Regions from separate parts of the Homo sapiens genome. Here region 2 is linked to region 1. A link is an interaction called in ENCODE POLR2A ChIA-PET data of the cell type or tissue named here. Cell type or tissue: IMR-90. All regions are shown on one strand. Links, peaks and the distances in the headings refer to the core of each region. The heading gives the core; the rest is flanking DNA. Region 1 overlaps NIBAN1 (niban apoptosis regulator 1). Region 2 has its middle 68 kb from the start of APOBEC4.

Evidence for each region. Peaks named below come from ENCODE experiments on the same cell type or tissue, not always from the same donor. Only the 100,000 strongest peaks of a DNase experiment are listed, where the experiment ranks them.
Region 2: POLR2A ChIA-PET joins it to region 1 with 8 read pairs; 2 of 35 experiments call an interaction of 5 or more read pairs at or near these places.

Annotation. Positions count from the first base shown.
Region 1 is chr1:184,823,836-184,835,460 of GRCh38, forward strand. It overlaps NIBAN1 (niban apoptosis regulator 1), which reads right to left. Exons shown (of 14, transcript NM_052966.4): 6 at 8,012-8,127. The region is part of intron 1 of LOC107985238 (a long non-coding RNA gene); the gene reads left to right. Among named protein-coding and RNA genes, the nearest start is that of EDEM3, 75 kb to the left of the region's middle. RefSeq lists a silencer at 1,807-2,007. In IMR-90, for the core only: no CTCF peak of the experiment used is centred there; a DNase peak (open chromatin) is centred at 4,426; H3K27ac peaks cover 191 bases.
Region 2 is chr1:183,715,632-183,727,256 of GRCh38, forward strand. It overlaps a transcript of RGL1 not described here. Among named protein-coding and RNA genes, the nearest start is that of APOBEC4, 68 kb to the left of the region's middle. RefSeq lists an enhancer at 8,186-8,686. In IMR-90, for the core only: no CTCF peak of the experiment used is centred there; no DNase peak of the experiment used is centred there; H3K27me3 peaks cover 216 bases.

The sequences.
Region 1 (11,625 bases), core at 5-8,004:
TCCCGGACCAGATGAACTCTGTAGTAGGTTAATAGTTTAACCTACTACAGAGGCCACAGAAATCTCAACTAAGACAATCTTAGAGGCTGAACATTCTTAAACATCCGCAAGGAACAGTAACATCTGCTGATATTCTCACCTTGTTGTTTTCCCAATGTAAATAACAAATTCCCCAAATTCGAACTTCACATATTCAAACTAGAAGAACTTAGGGCATACAGTAAAATGAAAGAGTTCAATAATGGATAAGGACATCTTCAGCAAAATTGTGAAGGAATTGCAAGGCTTGGTTTTGGTGGCTTGCATCTTAGTCTGTGTCCCCTGGGACTATCATTCCTCCTAAGCCCTTCATGATCAAGGTATCAAAGTATCTCCATGCTCTTCGTCCCCACTGTCCCCCAAGCCCCATTGTCATCCTCTTTAATGTTTAGTAAACGAAGGGAGGAGCAGTGTGAAGAAGTGAGAATGACGTCTAGACCGACCAGAGCCCAGGTACCACTGCATCCCACCATGCAGTGCCTTCATCCAGCACTGGAGAAAGTCTGAGGGGATGCTCCAAGAGATACAGCCACATTGAAGGATAAACCACAGAGAAGATCAGCAAGGTTGTCTGCTTGACCTGCTTCTCCACAGCCAGAACCCAAGCCCCAAAAGGCCCCTGCTAAGAAGGAAGAGAAGGTACGCAGAAGGAAAAAAGGGAAAGGCTGGCACTGGCAAAGAGGGAAATAATCCTGCAGAAAATGGAGATGCCAGAACAGACCAGGCACAGAAAGCTGACGATGCTGGAGATGCCAGGGGAAGTGTGTGCGTTTTTGATAACTGTGTACTTCTGGTAACCATACAATTGGAAATACTATTTTTTTTTAAATGGAGTTTTATAAAAATGTAGAATGTTGTCTTACTTTTCTTAAAGCTATGTTATTATTACACAGAACATTTCATTTTTTCGGGGGGAAGGGGCATATGTCACTAATAGAATGTCTCCGAAGCTGGATTAATGTGGGGAAACACCTTTTCTTCCAGTTTTGAGAAACTTCCTCTTGGCTCCCAGGAGGGGGATTCCTGGCATTGACACACATAGCTACCTTGGCACAAACACCTTATGGTGTGGGAAAACTAAAATTCATTATTTCTTCTTCTCCCTCTCTGCCTTTAGTATGGTCTCAACTTCCTTAAACCCAGAGACCTGTTGGGACCTGACACCTAAAATTAATTAGCAGTCAGGTGGCCATCTGGACCTTCCAGTGACCCCTATTGAGAGGGCAGCTCTCAAAACAACAGCAGTTCCTTTTTTAGATTGTGGATCTCCAGACTGATGATTCTGCCATTTTCATTTCATTTCCTGAAAGTCAAGATTGGCTCATGAAAAGTTGTTAAACAACATGCTACATGTGAAATGTCAACCCTCACTGCAATCGAGAGTCTAAGCAAATGAAGATTTCACTGGGTTTTATACAGCTGTCTGATTTTGGTTCATTGAAGAAGAGAGTTTGGAAGTTGTTGTATACTGTTAGCAATTGTCTGCTCATGGCCTGTCTAATATACGATGATTGCTTACAAAAAGCATCTTTAATAAGACTGGATACAGTTTGAAAAAGGAAAAAGAAGGCAATAACCAATATTTTGGAACAAACAAATATTTGGAACATTTATGGGAGGGTATGAGATAATTAATGGGACTGAAACAAAGAAAAAGGAAAAAATAAAAAAAGAATATGGGAGGGAGTGTCTAAATTTTTCAAGTGTTTTTAAAAAATGTGTTCCCACATCACTCCTAAAATTTTGCTTGGCTCAATTAAACTATTTCTTGTGAATCTGAGCAGTATTCTACACATCCACTCATGCTACTGGCCCTTCCTTCTTTACCCCTGCTCCTGAATTGCAGCAGCTTTGCTGTTCAGATTCACTTTCACCACGAGTCTTTCAAGGCCCACAGCTCAGCTTGCAATCATAGGCTGCACACTAAGATTTACAAAAGGGGAAGCACAGTTTTAGGAAGGGAAGCAGGCAGAAAAGTAGGGAATCACTTGAAACATCTGTTCTATGAGTTTGAAATAATATTTGTCCAAAATAACTGACCTCCTCCTTTCACTTCTCATAAAAATTCAAATTATGCTTTGGGAATTAAGGAAGATTTGCTCTGAGGTCACTGGTCACTAGTGGAAATGCCCGTGAGCTCATTTGATCTTGCCTTTAATCAGGGCTCTGTCGCAGCAAGGTGTAACGCTTTCACTGAAGCAAATAGAAACACTCTCAGGGTGGAGGTGGACGAGCTATCCAGTCCCACTGTGCCTGTGGGTTGCTGGCAGAGAAGGTGCTTAGCTCTGGGCAGCAAGTGGGGCTCCTGTCATCTGCCAAGTGGATCTGCCTGGCGTGACAAAAGTTATGATGGGGACAGAGTTTCCACTAGCCCTGGTAATTCACTGGTGGGGATGTTTTTGACCTTTCTTCAGCCTTCTCTGGGGGCAGTCAAGAGATGAATCACCATTTTCTGTGGTGTTTAAGAGTAACCTAACATGCACAAAACTCCATGGAAATTAGCAGGTCCAACAATTATTGAAAGTAATGGCAAGAACCGCAATTACTTTTGCACCAACCTAATAGATTCAGTGGGTAATTAATAATCCACCAGCCCACCCTGCTCAATGGGATAAGTTCTTGTTTGGAACACATCTGCCGAAAGTGTGGTATGGGAAGAGTGAGCCAAGAGGAAGAGAGACCAATGCCAGAATTTAAAATCAGTGGGTTGACATTATGAAACTCAAGGGTCATAAGAATTGTCCCAATTCATCCTTTTGCAGAGACTGGTCAGAATTTTAGCATAAGTGTGAAATGGGTTTGAAAATATGAAAATGCTATATATAAAGGCCAAAGAAAAATAATGTTCCATTTGGGTGGGCTTATAGTTTTGTTTAGTCTTTCCCACACAATGTTCCAAGAAATTTGGCTCTATGTTACAACTTAGGGAATTAAAGGAAATATGTCTGCGAGGAAAAAGAGAGGGTGGGAGTGGGTTACGAGTGGCGGGGGGGTGATATGGTTTGGCTGTGTCCCCACCTAAATCTCATCTTGAATTGTAGCTCCTATAATTCCCATGTGTTGTGTGGGGGACCTGGTGGGAGATAATTGAATCCTAGGGGCTGTTTCCCCCATACTGTTCTAGTGGTAGTGAATAAGTCTCACCAGATCTGATGATTTTATAAGGGGTTTCCCCTTTCATTTGGCTCTCATTCTCTCTTGTCTGCTGCCATGTAAGATGCGCCTTTCACCTTCCTCCATGATTGTGAGGCCTCACCAGTAACATGGAACTGAGAGTCCATTAAAACCCTTTTTCTTTATAAATTACCCAGTCTCGGTTATGTCTTTATCAGCAGCATGAAAACGGACTAATACAGTGGGGGAGTGGGGCTCAGGGAATAGCCACAGGGCAGCAGAGCCTGTGGGTGCTGAAGCTCAAGTGCATCGCATCCCAACCACCATCCTCATCCTCCGACTTTCAGCCCCACCCTGCCCTGATCGAGTGCTGCCTGTCACCTCCCCAGAGCCCACTCTGGCATTCCCTACCATGGTCTGCCTTCCACAAGCAGAGTCTTAAGGTCTTGGGCTTTTCTAGAGAAAGTAGCTAATCTAATAAATAAATTGTAATAATGAAGGAATTCCCTAGCCTCTTCCCCTCAGAACAGTATCCACTGAATTTTAACATAAGTGACCTAAAAATACTTCAGTTTTTTTTTTTTTTAATGGGGGGTGTTGGCAAGGGCAGTGTTTTGTATACTTAACTGCTAGGACTTGGAGATTTAAAAATTCTATCACTCCTACAAGAAACTAAGCATGTCACTAGGTTGATCAAAACCAACAAACCCGGGATCGCCCCTTGAAGGCCACACCACAGTGCTTCCTTTCAGATGCTGAGCTGTCAGGAAGGTGTGGGGTCCAGAGAGACCACCCTCCTTCCTGAAGCAGGCCCCGCAGTCTCACCAGGCTGCTGGTCCAGGCCCCTTGCATTACTGAGTGGCCGTGGGTGAAAAAATCCAGTCAAAAGGAGTCACACTTAAGATCTTTCAGCAAAAGACAACTCTGGAGCACGTGGACAAGGCCTAAAAATGCGGGTAGTTTTGTTTTTTGTTTTTTTTTTTTTTTTCCGTCTTGAAACTGTTCTGTGGGAATTATGAGCTGTTCTCTAGCCCATCTTGGTATTTTAAAAGCAAATAATAAATATATCACATAGCTAGAGATACTTTACAGTTGCAAAGCCCTTTCCCTCATGATCTCATTTGATATATTTATATTGACAAGTAGAAAATATGTTGATGTTTTTACTGGCATACAAATATTTTCACCTTAACAGTCTGCCAGGCAAGTTATTCTGAGATAGTTGCTTTGCCTGAGCACTTGCCTAAAATAACCATCGCTATGAGGGCCTTCCATTCTTGCTGTGTGAGTCATTACTATGAAGGTAATGGAGCAAGGCTGGAAGTCTGAATGCAGGCCCCTAGGGTAGAGGGGTTCAGGACAGGGTTAAGATTAAGGTCTTAGCAGACAGGAAGAAAAAATGCAAATAAACCCAGCACTTTAAACAAAAGATGTCATTTTCTCAAACTCAGTTATGCTATGCCATTTTCTTTAACCACTTGGTAGCTTCTCCGGGCCCCTGGCCTCTTTTTTCTATGAGTCTTAGGGTAGACACTGCTTTACTGTTATGCACCATGTCTTAGAGTCTGAGGGGAACTATAATCCTTACCTGGCCTCACACAGTAAGCTTTAGAGGCCATTTCCTTTTACCAGCTTCTCCAAGCCGGTTTAAAATGCATTTCTGTAACAGACTAGTTTTCTGACTTCAGCCAACTGCTCTGAATGTTCTTTCTCTTACCTGTAGGGTGCTGGACAAATAATCCTGAAATGCCCCTCCAGCATTCACATTTTATTAGTCTGTTATTTTACCAAAACACTTAAATTCTGAGAGAAGCAAAACCATTTTTTTTTTTTTTGAGACAGGGTCTCTCTGTTGCCCAGTGTAGTGGCACAATCACAGCTCACTGCATCCTTGACCTCATGGGCTCAAATGATCCTACTGTCTTGGTTTCCCAAATAGCTGGGACTACCTGCACATACCACTGTTCCCAGCTAATTTGTACAAAACTTTTTGAAGAGATAGGGTCTTGCTATGTTGCCCAGGCTAATCTCGAACTCCCGGATTCAAGCAGTCCTCCCAACTTGGCCTTCCAAAGTGCTAAGATTACAGGTATGAGCCACCACACCCAGCCCCTGTGAAACTTCTTAGTGGGACACTTGATACCTCCAGTGATTTCTGATCTCTTTTCTGCTTTTTTTGTTTTGTTTTGCTTTCCCACTTAAAATGTTTTTTATCCTGCAAAACTAGGAGCTTACTATGACCACTTGCACAAATGCTTTACAATCTCCATCTATATAGAGACCCATATACATATACCCCACACACATATGTGCCTTGTCTTCTGCATGTTTTCTATGTGTGTCTCGCCTCACCATGATGGCAAGGGACGAGTCATTTCTCTCTCTTCCAACTTACACCACTTAGCACATAATCAGCCTGAAGCCAAAACAAACTCAAACTCAACTCCCAGAAAGGATTTATTAAATACATATATTCTTTTTTTTTTTTTTTTTTTTGAGATGGAGTTTCATACTGTCACCTGGGCTGGAGTAGGGTGGCATGATCTTGGCTCACTGCAACCTCCGCCTCCCAGGTTTAAGCAATTCTCCTTGCCTCAGCCTCCCAAGCAGCTGGGATTACAGGACCGCCACCATGCCCAGCTAATTTTTTTCTATTTTTAGTAGAGACAGGGTTTCACTGTGTTGGCCAGGCTGGTCTCGAACTCCTGGTCTTGTGATCTGCCCGCCTTGGCCTCCCAAAGTGCTAAGATTACAAGCGTGAGCCACTGCGCCTGGCCTAAATATCTATTTTCAATGGCATCATGGAGGAATGTAAGTTCACATTAGTTTCCAAGTGAAAGAAAAAAGTGAAGCAAGTGGCATAGCTGAACTCAAGGAGCTATTAAAAAATAAATGTGTAACTTAGTATATTCCCATGGTTGGTGTTGGTCTTTCACTCGGCCAGGATCAGAAGCCATCATTGCCTTTGCATTTGTCCACTTAGCATGTAACTCTGAAACTATCAGCTCCACAGGGCCAGGACCATTCTGTCTTGTCCATCTCTGGGTCACTAGCCCCCAGCACATTGCCCGGCATAGAGTCAGTGCTCAGTAAATAGTAGTTGAATGAATGAGACTAGGCAAGTCACTTAGCTGTTATATGCTTCCCTCAGTTTTCTCATTTACAAAATTGAAATAACAATAACTGCCTTACCCATCTCATAAGATTGGCAAGACAAACACCATTAGGTTTCGAACATTGTCAAGTATCACACAAAAGCATTTGACTACTCATCTATCTATTAACTATGTTGGCTTACATGGCAGGCCAGCCAGTGTCAAGTGCTTCAGCCTCCCCTTCTGACACTTTTGTTTTTCTTAATGGCATAAGTACATAACTATTTAGTTCTCTCACACTTATGAATGGCTGTGCTTCCCCAAAATATCAGAAACCAAGACTTGTTTAAAATTCTGAAAGAAGCAAGTCTCAGGTTGGGAAATAGATGAGTTTAGAATCTACCAGACAGAAAAAAAAAGAGAGAGAGAGAAAGAGAAGATTCTGATGGTAAACACATGTTTTCATATGGTGAAACAATAAAGAAGAGCTCCCTCATGAGTTTTCAGCATTAGCTGTTTAATGACCACACAGAGGCAAGGCACCATTCAGCATCCTCCAAATATTGTTCTCTAATAATGAATTTCACTAGCTCCCAAAAGAGGTACCCTAGGAGATGTGGAAAAAAAAAATAGTGGGGCCAGGCGTGGTGGCTCATGCCTATAATCCCAGCACTTTGGGAGCCCGAGGCAGGGGGAATCACGAGGTCAGGAGTTTGAGACTAGCCTGGCCAACATGGTGAAACCCCATCTCTACTAAAAATACAAAAGTTAGCAGGAGTGGTGGCATGCATCTGTAGTCCCAGCTACTCGGGAGGCTGAGGCAGAAGAATCGCTTGAACTAAGGAGGCGGAGGTTGCAGTGAGCTGAGATTGCGCCACTGTACTCCAGCCTGGGCCACAGAGCGAGACTCCTCTCAAAAAAAAAAAAATAGCATTCTTAAATACCGTGTTACTTTATGTAAATATGCCCGTACCCAGCCTCCTCTTCTTGGGTGAAGCAGCCATGTGACTGGTGTCATCATGGAGGCTGGGGTCACATCACAAAGCAGTTTCCTTAGATTTATAATACTGTCCCTGGGACCAAGCCCACTGAAGTGCTTAGGCCATGATTGGCATCTAGTCAGGATCATGAGGAATTATAATGTACCACAGGGCACAGAAAACTAGAAAAGATAAATTAAATATATAGAAAACTGTCTAATGCTTTTTGAATTTGTTTTTTTCATTACTTCATTTACATATAATTCAATAAAGACAGCTGCGTACCAAATACTTCCCCAACTGCACTTCACTTGTCACGATGATGCAAGGTAAACATTATTATTCTTATTTTTTCCAGAGGAGTAATCTAAGACTAAAAGAGGTTAAATAAGTTGGCATGACTGAAGTCCAAGTTTGCGGACCCTAGCTAAAGCCCTGTCATGCACTTCGCACTATTCCTCGGTACTCACACTTGATTCTAGTCTGGAAGCACGAGGTCATTTGAAAGAGTAATTCTTTTCATAGAAAACAGTGGAGGCAGCTCTTTCCACTGTAGTTGTCATGTTTTTGGCTGCCCTATTTCATGCCCAGTCTGGTGGTCTTTGTAGTAGGTGCCCAGTAGTTTCCTGACCAATGCTTGCAGACATGAGAGAGATGGTCTTTGGAACCACATCTTCCATACTTGCAACTTTTCTGTTTGATTGTTTAATAAAATGACCCTGACTTCGTATCACCCAAATACCCAAACACAGAGAGAATCCAAAATTTTGAACCCCATATTACCTGGATTTCATCCCCAGTGATCATTTCCCAGGAACCATAGTGACCCTTCTCCTGTCGGAAGAATTGCACAGCTTCTAAAAAGGCTTGGGCTTCAAATGTCATCTGCTTCATGTAATCTAAAGAAAAGAAGAAAGGGCATTCAGCAAGATAAAACACTCTAGATTTCCCCATAGCTCTTCAAGTGTAATGGCTCAGAGACCTAGCATTATCTGAAAATGACAAGGCATGGGATTATAAGACACAGAGAAAGTTAAGCAAGTACTGAATTCAAAGTTAATTTGCAGGTGTACATCACACTACTTGTTCATCGTCCTAGCTGATGAATTCTATCAGTTACTGAGCATAGTGGTTAGGACTAGAAGGAGGCCCGTCTCCTTTACCCTCTCTTATACATGCTCCCCTATCCACCCACAGGCACCCAGCGCCTTTACGCTACCAGCTGTGACACCTTACTCAGAAAGGCCGTCCCTTAACAGTGCCTCTTGTGTTCAAAGTATCTCCTTCCAGTTTCCCAACAAAACAATTTCTCTGTGACTCGGTATCAGCTTTCAATACAATATGCATCAACACAACATGCCAATTTATGCAAATGAAGATAATAATTGCTAACACTTACAAAGCAGGATAATGTTCATCTAAGCACTTTACAGATTTCATTGAGACCTCACAAAAACCCTCGAGGAGAGTATAATTATCCTCATTTTACAGATGAGGAGACTGAGGCACAGAAAGATGAATTAATTGCCTAGATCATATAGCTAGTGAGTGGCACAGCCCAGGTGTGAAATGTAGTCTGACCTCAGAGCTTGCCTCTAACCATGATGCTATATTGTCTTACATACTAGTTTTACGGGTTTGCCCTTCTAAACATACTGGATTTTAAATGGTGTCATATCTGAGAGGTACTATCCTACCACAAGGAATGAATATCTAATGGTGGAACTTAAGGTGTATAGAGGGAGCTGGGCTGAACGGCCTTCTCAGAGTTCCATAAGTCATGCTAGGCATGCAGTGTCTTCATTTCCAGCACATAAAATTGGCTCTTGGGGGACACAATGATTACAAAATTATAGAAATCTTCATGAGGAAATGAACTTCAGAAATAATCTAATCAAATAATAAATAATCAAGCCTTAGAAAGGGGAAATAAAAGGGCAAAGTGAAGTGAGTGAAAAGGCCAAGTTCCCTGACTCTCCTCCTATAAGGCACAAAGCTCTCCTGCCAATAGCACATTTATAGGGCAACATTACATTGGTGATTTGGAGGCAGCTGATTTGGGGGGTGAGGAGGAACCATCACAGCTTTAGACAGTGGGATTATTCAGTAAGAGACTAAATAGTTGATATGGGGAACTAAGCAGAACTAAAAAAGGATCAATCTGCTCTCAAAGGTAACAATCAATTAATAGGTGGTAGATGACTCTTTTGAGATTGGCTTACTAGATCATAAACCTCAGGAACTGAGAAAAGAGAAAAGAATTCAAGGCTTAGCCTCTACAAGAGTTCAAGCAAAACTATTCACAGTGAGGATACCACGAAGTCCATTCGAAGCTGCATTTTAAAAAATGTGGAACAGTGGCCAGGCATGGTGGTGGCTCGCACCTGTAATTCCAACACTTTGGGAGGCCAAGGATGGAGGATCACTTGATGATAGGAGTTCAAGACGAGCCTGGGCAACATAGTGAGACCACATGTCTACAAAAAAAATTAGCTGAGCACGGTGGCACATGCCCATAGTCCCAGCCCCTCAGGAGGCTGAGGCAGGAGGATCACTTGAACCCAGGAGTTTGAGGCTGCAGTGAGCTATAACTGCACAATTGCACCCTATCCAGGGCAATAGAGTGAGACCCTGTCTCAAAAAAATAAATAGATAAATAAATAAAAAGAAAAGAAACGAATATGGAACAGTAACTGACATTTCCAATAGTAACATAGAGATTTGGTCAAAATCTAAATTAAATTTTGAAAAAAGAGCATGTTTCAAGAATCAAGGTTTTTTGAAAATTTTTTCTTTTTTTTTTTTTCGATTATACTTTAAGTTCTAGGGTACATGTGCACAATGTGCAGGTTTGTTACATAGGTATACATGTGCCATGCAGGTTTGCTGCACCCATTAACTCATTATTTACATTAGGTATTTCTCCTAATGTTATCCCTCCCCCTGCCCCCCACCCCACAACAGGCCCCAGTGTGTGATGTTCCCCACCCTGTGTGCAAGTGTTCTCATTGTTCAATTCCCACCTATGAGTGAGAACATGCAGTGTTTGGTTTTCTGTCCTTGTGATAGTTTGCTCAGAATGACAGTTTCCAGCTTCATCCATGTCCCTGCAAAGGACATGAACTCATCCTTTTTTATGGCTGCATAGTATTCCATGGTGTATATGTGCCACATTTTCTTAATCCAGTCTATCATTGGTGGACATTTGGGTGGGTTCCAAGTCTTTGCTATTGTGAATAGTGCCACAATAAACATATGTGTGCATGTGTCTTTACAGTAACATGATTTATAATCCTTTGGGTATATACCCAGTAATGGGATGGCTGGGTCAAATGGTATTCCTAGTTCTAGATCCTTGAGGAATCACCACAGTCTTCCATAATGGTTGAACTAGTTTACACTCCCACCAACAGTGTAAAAGCATCCCTATTTCTCCACATCCTCTCCAGCATCTGTTATTTCCTGACTTTTTAGTGATCGCCATTCTAACTGGTATGAGGTGGTATCTCACTGTGGTTGTGATTTGTGTTTCTCTGATGACCAGTGATGATGAGCATTTTTTCATGTGTCTGTTGGCTGCATAAATGTCTTCTCTTGAGAAGTGTCTGTTCATGTCCTTTGCCCACTTTTTGATGGGGTTGTTTTTTTTCTTGTAAATTTATTTAAGTTCTTTGTAGATTCTGGATATTAGCCCTTTGCCAGATGGGTAGATTGCAAAAATTTTCTCCCATTCTGTAGGTTGCCTGTTCACTCTGATGGTAGTTTCTTTTCCTGTGCAGAAGCTCTTTAGTTTAATTAGGTCCCATTTGTCTATTTTGGCTTTTGTTGCCATTGCTTTTGGTGTTTCAGTCATGAAGTCTTTGTCCTGAATAGTATTGCCTAGGTTTTCTTCCAGGGTTTTTATGGTTTTAGGTCAAACATTTAAGTCTTTAATCCATCTTGAATTAATTTTTCTATAAGGTGTAAGGAGGGGATCCAGTTTCAGCTTTCTACATATGGCTAGCCAGTTTTCCCAGCACCATTTATTAAATAGGGAATCTTTTCCCCATTTCTTGTTTTTGTCAGGTTTGTCAAAGATCAGATGGTTGTAGATGTGTGGTGTTAGTTCTGAGGCCTCTGTTCTGTTCCATTGAGCTGTATCTCTGTTTTGGTACCAGTACCATGCTGTTTTGATTACTGTACCCTTGTAGTATAGTTTGAAGTCAGGTAGCGTGACGCCTCCAGCTTTGTTCTTTTTGCTTAGGATTGTCTTGGCAATGTGGGCTCGTTTTTGGTTCCATATGAACTTTAAAGTAGTTTTTTTCCAATTCTGTGAAGAAAGTTATTGGTAGCTTGATGGAGATGGCATTGAATCTATAAATTACCTTGGGCAGTAGGCCATTTTCATGATATTCTTT
Region 2 (11,625 bases), core at 1,691-9,690, 1.1 Mb before region 1:
GCAATCCTTAGCTCATAAACCAAACTATTATCTTCAGATACATATTAGTCTCGATTACCCAGAGAAACAGAACCAATTGGAGACCTATATCTATATCTATACCTGTATCTTTCTATAACTATACATGTAGAAAGGGAGGGAGGGAGGGAGGGAACGATGGAGAAAGAAACTATAAGGAATTGGCTCATGTGGTTATGGAGGCTGAGAAGTCCTAGAATCTGCAGTTGGCAAGCTGGAGACTCAGGAGAGCTGATGTTGTAGTTCTAGTGCAACTCTGAAGGTCTGAGAACCAGTAGAGCTGATAGTGTAAGTTCTAGTCTGAGGAGAGGACTGAAGACAGAAGACTAATGTTCCAGCTCAAAGACAATGAATGAATTGGATGAGGCTCACCCACATTGGGGTGGGCAATCTGCTTTACTCATTCTGCCAATTCAAATGTTAATCTTATCTAGAAACACTCTCACAGACATACTCAGAACAATGTTAAACCAACTATCCGGATACCACATTGCCCAGCCAAGTTGACAAATAAGTTAACCATTACAATATACTAGAACTATTATGTTTTTACACTTCAAGAGGTGTTGAAGTGACTCAGTCGATCTAAGGGGAAAAGGTGATATGCTATTAAAAATATAAACACAGATAAAAACTGTATGTTTTAGTTAGGGTAAGCTAACTGTTATAACAAATAGACTCCAAAATTTCTACTGGCTTAATCATAAAAGAAGTTTATTTCTTGCTTGTTACAAAGTACTGATCAAGTTACCAGGTCAGCAGAGTCCCTGCTAAAAGAGGCCTCTTCATCTTTAATATGTAGCTTCTGAAGTCAGCCCAAATGTTGTCTTCATCTCAACCAGCTGGGAGGAGAAAAGAGCATGGAGAAGTGCCACATGGGAGGATTTTATGAGCTAGGCCAGGAATGGCCCAAGTCTTTTCTGTCACATTCTTTTGCATGGAACTCAGTCACATGGCTGCACCTAACTGTTTGGGGGCGGCTGAAAAATGTAGTCCCTGGCTGGGCAGCCCATATCCCAGCATGTCCACTGTACCCTGTATAAAGAATCAGAAGATCTGAATTCTGGAATTGGCTTTCCTATTAACTGGCTGGTGATCTTTTCTTGTCTGTAAAATGTAAAAGCTTGTTGATATCCCAAATACCTTCTTGCTCTAGAATTCTGTGTCTCTGTTTTGCTCTTTAAAAGAAAATGTTCTGTGTGAAGACAGCTAGTTCTTTGCCTGGATGCAGTGAAGGTCCTGGTTCATGCAGCAAACTTTGTCTCATGTAGGACTTAATACTGGCAAATCAGGGAGCCAAGTCTGGGGGCTCTTTTGATCCTGTACTGGATAAATTATTATTCACTGGGCATAGTAAGCATTGATTCATGGGTGGCAGTTTACTGTATTTTAGGGGTCTTCTAAGTGGTGTGTGCCCCTGGCCCACATGAAGATTTTTCCAAAGGGTTAGGTGTTACAGCCAGCATTTTTAGAGGATCAGTTATCTTTAATTTTTATATGTACCTACTCCTAAACTGATCAAAGAACATCTGCAATGAAAGAATTTTGTTAGTTCTTCTTTCCCACCTCTTTCACAGTTGCCCTTCTCTACCTTTACAAATGAAAGTCTACTGCTTACTCAGCCTGCATCTTGCATAGTTCATTGTTCCAAGTGTAGAAACCTCTAGGGCACCAAAGTGATTTTTTAAAATATGTGTCACTTATATTCAAGATATTAAACATACTTTCTCCATCTGGCACATTAAAGAGTATATTTATAATAAAAGTTTTGCTTTTTATGTTTAGTAATAATTTATGAAAAGTATATGTATTTATGTTGTTTTGATCAATTATGTACCACTCATAATTGAGAATACAGCTCAGTAAAACATTATTTAACTTATAGCCTGATAGTGACAGAAACTTAAAAAATATTTTTTATTTATATTTGGTACTTTTAAATTTAAAACTATTTTGCCCTAAGAGAAAATTCTATAGCAAAGGTGAAACAGAAATACAATTTCAAGAAGCTAAAGGAGTGACTGTGTGTACTCGGGTGATGATTGAGATAGATTCCGCCCTTGTGGCTGATAAACTAGTGGAGGAGGCATAAACAAGTAAATTAGCAAAAGTGCAAGATAATTTTAGACCATGATAAATGCTATGAAGAAGGTAAGCAGGAGGGTGGTCAAAGAAAGCCTCTCAGAGGAAGTGGCATTTGGTATGAGCACAGAAGAAGTCTTCTCTCCTCTTGAGCAAATACATCCTCTCAGGTTGGGGCATGGATATGGTGGAAGGGAAGCAGAGCTTATTTCTGTTAAAAAGAGCTTGTTCATGGCTGGGTGCGGTGGCTCACGCCTGTAATTCCAGCACTTTGGGAGGCTGAGACAGGTGGATCACGAGGTCAGGAGATGGAGACCATCCTGGCTAACACGGTGAAACCCTATCTCTACTAAAAATACAAAAAATCAGCTGGGCATGGTGGCACACGTCTGTAGTCCCAGCTACTTGGGAGGCTGAGGCAGGAGAATCGCTTGAACCTGGAAGGTGAAGGTTGCTAGTGCCACTCTACTCCATCCTGGGCGACAGAGGGAGACTTGGTCTCAAAAAAAAAAAAAAAAGAGAGAGAGAGAGAGCTTGTTTATGTATATTTTAAATGGATGCTGATGGAGATCAAATTGCTTTGGTATTTATATTCCCACTGGATACATTTAAAGGAATGACATAAGTTTGTGATATTTAAACTATTTCAATAGTCACCATACACTAGAAATTATATCATTTGCAAATATTTAAACTTACAATGAAAACTTTTTCATATCAACCTAAAATGAACAAGTGGTAAATAGTTTATTAAAATGTTTTTGGGGATACATGAGCAAAGGACTTTCAAAACCACTGGCATAGTAGCTTAGAATATGGGCTTTGAGTTTAGGCTGCTTAAGTTGGAATCCTGGATCCACTACTACTGGTCGTGTGATGAAGAGTCAGTTCTGTGAGCAACAGCATCTGAATCTGTAAAACAGAACTGTAATCCCAGCACTTTGGGAGGCTGAGGTGGGTGGATCACAAGGTCAGGAGTTCGAGACCAGCCTGACCAACATGGTGAAACCCCCGTCTCTACTAAAAAAAAAACTACCCGGGCATGGTGGCACATTACTGTAATCCCAGCTACACAGGAGGCTGAGGCAGGAGAATCGCTTGAACCTGGGAGGTGGAGGTTGCAGTGAGCCGAGATCTTGCCACTTCACTCCAGCCTGGGCAACAGAGTGAGACTCTGTCTAAAAAAAACAAAACAAAACAAAAAAACGAAAACGAACAAACACAAAAAGCACCTAAGAAGGAGGAAATTTGAAGTTTACATGAGATAATGCATGTCAAGTGCTAATCTCACAATAAGGGCTGAACAATGTTTTCTATATTATCAACATTATAACTTTGCTCTCAACTGTATAGTGCTGATTGAACTCTATTATCTTTCATATGGTTGCAGAGCAGGCTGAAAGGTAAATTGTGAAATCTAGCCCTTTGCTGAACTGGAGTAGCACTTAGGGGCAAACTACACTATTCATTTCATTCTTTCCTACTTGCTTTATGTGTTATTGATTGATATTCATTCATTCATTGATAGTCCAAGTTGAGTATGTTTTGAGACACTTACTGAGCAGTCCTGCACCTTGACTACAGTGTGGTCTCTTCTCCTCCTTGTAGTTCATTGAAGTCATTCCAAGGAAATTACAGATTTTCCTTCTCTCCCTGTGCACGTGTACCTCTAGAGTGTAGGGAGATGCAATCTTGAGAAGAGTACTTGGTTTCTCCCTGAGGACAAGCTGATGGCACTGGCTCTGTCTCCTGATGTCCTTGCTGTGGCTTCCTCCTTTGTTCTGCTAAGGCCTTAGGGCCTTTGTGTGACACAGCTGGGGATTACTAGGAAGAAGTAAATATTTGCAAAGGGTGTTCTGTAGAATGTTAAAAAAAAATAGAAAAAAATTAAAGGCCAGGTGCAGTGGCTCCTGCCTACAATCCCAGCACTTTGGGAGGCCGAGGCAGATGGATCACCTGAGGTCAGGAGTTTGAGACCAGCCTGGCCAACATGGGTGAAACCCCGTCCCTATAAAAATACAAAAATTAGCTGGGCATGGTGGCGCATGCCTGTAATTCCAGCTACTCAGGGGGCTGAGGCAGGAGAATTGCTTGAACCCTGGAGGCAGAGGTTGCAGTGAGCCGGGATTGTGCCACTGCACTCCAGCCTAGGCAACAAAGTGAGACTCCATCTCAAAAAAAATGAAAAAAAAATTGCAAAGGAAAGGGGACCTTGGGAGCAAGTTAACATGGTCTGGTGAGGTGAAGAGAAAAGCTGAATGAAGGTGGCATTAGAAGGAGAGAGGATTTAAAATTATTGAGGGAAGTATGATTAAAGAAACTGGAAGATGAAGGTAAAGGATGGTAGAAAAATTAGCGTTAAAAAAATAGAGTCTGCCAAAAGCAAAAGTAAGGATTCATTAAGATACATAGCAGAAGGAAAATTGTGAAATGAAGTAAAGGAAAAATACAACTGATGAATCACCAGGGAGTTATAGCAAGGCCTTAAAAATCATTAATGGAAAGTTTAATGCCAAAATATTAGAGTAAAAAGATAGCTTGAAAGTACACAGCTTGTCTGTGCCTGGCTCCTAAAAAACACCACAGAACGGCCAATCCTTTGCCTCTGGCACCCACACAGCATGCATGCCCTGAAGTGAAATCTTTCATACCGTCCCTATACTCCCTCTTCACACACAAGCTTTGTTACCATTCTTTTTATTTCATTCCCACTGGTCCAAAACTGTATATGCAACCTATAAGAACTGACCCAGCGGTGCTGCCAATGTGCAAAGACCTGCATCCATGGGCTGCCTACTTCTGGCAAAGGATCAGTTTGCTTAAGTTGTCCACTTCCCTTGTCATACTACTGACTTGTCAATATTACAAGTGTTTATTGACAGTCTTCCTTCTTTCAGCTGAAGGCCTTTCAAGTTAGGGACTGTGGCTCTTTTGCTTATTGTAGTAGTCCTGGAACCTAATGTGTGGAGAATGGATTAGATGGGGAGAGAGTAGGAGTTTACCTACTACCAGGGTAAGAAGTAGTTTTGGTGAGTTAAGGGTGACTTGGTTTAGGGAGTTGGAAGCTGCGGCATAGGAAAATGTCTGTTTGAGACTTTTAGGAGATATGTTTTGATGAAAGAAAAGGACTTGGTAATTGATTGGATGTGGGTACTGAGCAAGGGAAAGTGTCAAGGATGACTTGGAGAGAGCTCTGATTGGGTGGTGGTATAATTGAGTATAACAGAGAACACTGGACGAGGATCAAGTTTGCGAGGGAAATAAAAAACCCCTGAGATATCCTGGTGGAAATGTTGAGTTGGCAGTTGGATGTATGGAGCTGAAAGTGATGTCCTTTCACTCCCATTTCTCTAGACTTGACTTACTTCCTGATCCCAGATCTCTGTTTCCAACCAATTATTGAACATATTATCTGGAAAAACCACAGGCTGCTCATTCTCAGCATGACTAAAACTCACCTAATCATATTCCTCTGTGTAGCCTGGTTTCCTTCTTAAAATCTTAGTCATTCAGTGGGAATTTTATTTTCCTGTTTCCTCTGTCTCTACCTGACCTGCAAATCCATTCCACCCTTGTCATGTAAGTCTTTTTGATCTATACGTCTAACTCTTATTTTCATTTCCACTGCCATTGTTCCACTCCCACTGCCTGATGCTCATTTTACCCCTGCCTATTATAATAGCTTCCAAATTTGTCTCCCTGAAACTGTGATTTCTTAACTTCAAGCACACGTCCTTATTCACACTGGGTGCAATCTTTCAAAGGCTCAATAGTAAGTATGAGTTTTAACCCCACAGTATGTTAGAAAACGCCTTTCCCCTTCTGTCCTCTGCATACCTCACCAATCTTGTCTTCTTTGCTCAACCAATCTGTAATCAGATCTTTGGATAACCTGCTATTATACAAATGCGCACTCTAATTTAGGCACCCTTGTGCCTGTTGTTTCCTCTCTTCAGGATGAAGTTTCTTCACCTTTGGCCACCTTGGATACTGTTTTCTTAGCTTGGAATGTGTTTTCCTCACTTCATTCAAAGGACCAGCTTAAACATCACCTCCTCATAGAGACCTACACTGTGCCTGTGTCTTGGTTTAGCTCCCTTGCCTACTTTTACTTTAAGACACTTATCACAATGATGATGGTATTATTTATGTGATCATTTATGTAATGACTATCTCTGTCACTAGATTAAAGACCTCATAGGGTCAGGGTCTGTGACTATTTCATTCACCATTGTGATTCAGCATCTGTGGATTGCAGTTGCAAGCATGGATAGGGATGAAATTAGTCAAAGAGAAAATTTGGAGTGAGGAAAGAAAGTCAAGACAGAACACTAGGGAATACCAATATTTATGGAGCTGGACATGAAGGCAGATCCCACAGAGAAGTCTGTGGAGGAGCACTGGAGAAGGTAAGAGAACAGGGCAGAACAGTGTCATGGAAGTCAATGATGGAGAGGATTCCAAGAAGAAGGAGAGAACACTTAATAGTCTGGGACCAAAAAAAAAAAAAAAGATAAATGAACTTGAAGGCATAGCAATAGAACCTATCCAAAATGAAGCTTACACACAGAGATAAAAAAGACCAAGAAAAATAAGAGAGACCTGGAGGCAATAACATGTTGACTGACATATGTAAATGGGAGGCTTCAGAAGAGAAGAGAGTAAAAGAGAACAGAGATAATATTTAAAGAAATAATGACCAAACATCTTTCATATTTTATGAAAGGTATAAACTCACAGAGCTAAGAAACTCGGAACATGAAGCAAGATACCTACTAGGGAAACCACACCAAGAACTTCATTATCAAATTACAGCAAGTTACTAATTCTGACAAAAATCTTAAAATTAGAGAAAAAAGGGCACATTCCATACAGGGAACAACATAAAAATAATTACAACAGAGTTTTCGGAAACTATGCATGTCAGAAGACAATGGAGTAACATCTTTAAAATGCTGGAACAAATTTTGTCAATCTAAAATTCTAGACCCAGAGAAAACACCTTTCAAACATGAAACATGTCTTTCCTTAGACAAAGAAAAGTTGTGAGAGTTGGCCAGCACACCTGCAGTACAAGGCTTGTTAAAGGAAGTTCTTCAGGCAGAAGGAAAATGATACCTGATGATAATGTGGATCTACACAAAAGAATAAAGAGCTCTGAAAGTGATAAATATGTGGGTAAACTAATTTCATCATTTAAAAAATTTTAAAAAGGCAACAGTAGACTGCTTAAAACAACAAACAGCAGCAACAATATATTGGGGGAATTCATGACATGAGAAAGTAAAATACATGACAACAATAGCACAAAGGGCATTGGGGGGGAAATGGAAGCACACCAATGCAAAATTCTTGTATTTTATGTAAAATATTGTAATGTTTTTCCAAGGTAGACAAATAAGATAAAGATGCGTATTAAAAGCCCTAGATGAATCATTAAAAAATAAAGTATAGCCAATAAACCAATAGTATTGAGAAAATGGAATTTAAAAATACTCAGCTAGCAGGAGGCAGAGCAAGATGGCTGAATAGAAGCCTTCAACCAATTGTCCTCCTTGCAGGAACACCAAATTTAACAACTATCTACCCACATAAAAAAACACCTTCGTAAGGACTGAAAATCAGTTGAGTGACCACTGTACCTGGTTTTAACTTCATGTCACTGAAAGAGGCACTGAAGAGGATAGGAAAAACAGTCTTGATTTGTCAGTGCCATCCCTCTCTGGTTCCCTGGCAGTGGCCGCATAGCAAAGAGAATCTGTGCTCTTGCGGGAGGGAGAGTACAGTGACTGTGGGACCTTGCATTGGAACTCAGTGCTGCTCTGTCACAGTGGAAACAATACTGGGCAGAACTCAGCCAGTGCACGTGGAGGAAGCATTTAGACCAGCCCTAGCCAGCAGGGCTTTATCCATCCTAGCAGTGGGAACTTGAGTTCTGGCAAGCCTCCCCACCACAGGCTAAAGTGCTCTGGGGTTCTAAATAAACTTGAAAGGCAATCTAGGCCATAAGGACTGCAACTCCTAGGCAATCCTAGTGCTGGGCTCAGAGCCAGTGGATTTTGAGGGCATGCAACCTAGAGAGACACCAGCTGGAATGGCCAAGAGAGTGCTTATGCCACTCCTTCCCCAAACCCACGCAGTGCAGCTCACAGCTCCAAAAAAGACTCCTTCTTTCTGCTTGAAGAAAGGAGAGGGAAGAGTAAAGAGGACTTTGTCTTGCAACTTGGATACCAGCTCAGTCACAGTAGGATAGGGCATTAGGCAGAGTTATGAAGCCCCTATCCCAGGCCCTAGCTCCCAGATAACATTACTAGACACACCCTGGGCCAGAAGCAAACTCATTGCCTTGAAGGGAAGAGCCCAGTCCTGGCAAGATTCATCATTTGCTAGCAAAAGAGCTCTTGAACCCAAAATAATCAGCAGTGGTAGGTGGGTAGTACATGCCATGGGTCTTGGGTGAGACTCTGAGATGTGCTGGCTTCAGGTGTGACACAGCACATTCCCAGCTGTGGTGGCTATGAGGAGAGACTGTTTCTGCTTGAGAAAAGCAGAGGGAAGAGTAAAGGAGACTTCATCTTGCAGCTTAGGTACCAGCTCAGCCACAGCAGGGTAGAGCACTAAGTGGGCTCTTGGGGTCCCCAGTTCCAAGCCCTGGCTCTTGGACAGCATTTCTGGACGTCCCCTAGGCCAGAGGGGAGCCCACTTCCCTGACATATGAGTCCTAAGCCTGGCAACATTCACCACAAGCTGACTGGAGATCCCTTGGGCCTTAAGTGAACATCAGCAGTAGCCTGGCAGTACTCCTCACAGGCCTGTAGCAGTGGTCACCATGAAGAGAGACTCCTCTGCTTGTGGAAGGGGGAGGGAGGAGTATGAGGGACTTTATATTGTAGTTTGGGTGTCAGCACAGCAGCAGTAGAATAGAGCACCAGGGAGATTCCTAAGATTTCCAACTCTAGGCCCTGGCTCCTGGATGGTATCTCTGGACCTGCCTGGGGCCTGGGGGGAGCTTGCCATCCTTAAGCGAAGGACATGAGCATGGCTGTTTTCACCACCTGCTAATTATAGAACCTTAGGGCCTTGAGTGAACACAGGCAGTAGGCAGATAGTGGTTATAGCAGGCTTTGAGCGAGGCCCAGAGCTCTGCTGGCTTCAGGTCTAACCTAGCACAGTCCCAGTGGTAGTGGCCACAGGGGTGGTTGTGTCATCTCTCCCCCAGCTCTAGGCACCACAACACACACACACACACACGGAGGGAAGAGGAGGAGGAGGAGAGAGAAAGAAACGGACTCTGTTTCTTTGGGAGAAAGTAAGGGAAGAGAATAAGAGTCTCTACCTGGTAATCTGGAGAATTCTTCCAAATCTTATCCAAGATCATCAAGGCGGTACCTCTATAAGTCTGCAAGAGCCACAGCGTTACTGAGCTCGAGGTGTCCCCCTAATGCAGATACAGCTGCAGTGACCAAAAACTCAGATGACAATATCCAAGTTCCTTTGAATACCTGGTAAGCTTTCCCAGGAAGGATGGTGTATTAGTCTGTTCTCACACTGCTATAAAGAACTGCCCAAGACTCAGTAATTTATAAAGGAAAGAGGTTTAATTGACGGTTCTGCATGTCTTGGGAGGCCTCAGGAAACTTACAATCATGGCAGAAGGGGAGGCAAATGCATCCTTCACATGATGGCAGGAAGAATTGCTGAGCCAAGGCTGAACTTTTAAAAACCCAATTATGTGTAGTCTATAAAAATTTATTTAAATAAAAATACACAAAAGAGAAAAGCTGGGAAAAGATAAAGCTGTTTTAGTTATATTAATAGCCAAAAAAAATAAGAACTATTACCAGGGATAAAGAGGAATATTTCACAATGATGGAGTCAATGAATCAATAAGGCATAACATTCCTAAATGTGTATTCACCTTATAACTAAACCTCAAAATTCATTAAGCACTTGACAGATCTGGAAAGATAAAAAGATAAATCTACAATTATAATTGCAAATTTCACCACTCCTTTTAGTAATTAATAGAACAAGTCAACAAATAGAAATATGGAAGAATTAAACTAATCATCAACTTGAACTAATTGACATTTTTAAGAACATGTCACTTAACAAATGCAAAATATACATTCTTTTCTAGTGCAGTGGAGCATTTACCAAGATAGACCACATGCTTAGCCATTAAACAAGTCTCCAGAAATTTAAAAGGATTGATATGATATAGAGTATGTTTTCTGACTACAAGGGAATAAATTAGAAATAAGCAATAGAAAGATACATAGAAAATCTCAAAATACTTGGAAATTAAATAGCATACATTGAAGTAATTAATGGTTTAAAGATGAAATAAAAAGGAAAGTAGAAAATATTTGGGGGTAAATGAAAAGAAGACACACATATCAAAATTTGTGAAATGCAGCCTAAAGGGAAATTTATAGGCTTAAAAGCTTAATTAGAAAAGAAGAAAACTCTATAAGCAACAGGCCAAGCTTCCATCATAAGCTAGAAATATAAGAGCAAATTAAACCCCAAACTAGTAGGAAACAAATAGTAAAGAAGAGAAATAAATGAAATAGAGAAACAGTGAAGAACAATGAAATCAAAATCTGATTCTTTGAAAGATCAGTATAATAGATAAACTGCTGGCTATATTGATCAAAAAAACAAAAAGGATGACAAATATTACCAATATAGATAATGAAAAAGGGGACATCTCTAAGATTCTTTATATACTAAATGTCTATAATTAAGGGAATATTATAAAAAAACTTGATGTTAATAAATTAAACAACCTTGATGAAATGGACAAATTCCTTGAAAGACACAATCAAAACTAACTCAAGAATCAACAGAAAACCTGAATATCAATTAAGCACATTAATTTGTAATTAGAAATCTTTCCATAAAAAAATGTATAGGCCCAGATTTATTACCTGGTCAATTCTATTACCGGGTCAGTTTATTACCTAGTCAATTCTATCAGACATTCAAGGTAGAAATATAAGTGACAATCCCTTATCCAAAACGCTTGGGACCAGAAGGACTTTAGATTTTTGATTTTGGAATGCTTCCATTATACTTACCAGTGGAGCATCCCAAATCCAAAAATTTGAAGTCTGAAATGCTCCAATGAGCATGTTCTGTGAGCACCATGTTGTTACTCAAAAAGTTTTAGATTTTGAAGCATTTCCTATTGCTGATTTTTGGATTTGGAATGTTCAACCTATACCACTATATGAATTTGTTTTGAAAATATAGGAGAAATACTTTTATTTTATATGGTCAGCACTTTTCTGATCTCAAAACCAGACCAAAAATATTGCAAATAAAGACAACTACAGAATAAAATTACTTATGAACATGGACCAACAATCTTCAACAAAAGATGTGCAAACTGAAAATGAAATATATAAAAAACGTAATACATGATAATCAAATAATGTTTATCCTAGGAATACAAGGTTGCTTAACATTACAAAATTAATGAATGTAGTTCATCTTATTGTCATAATGGGACAAAAACCA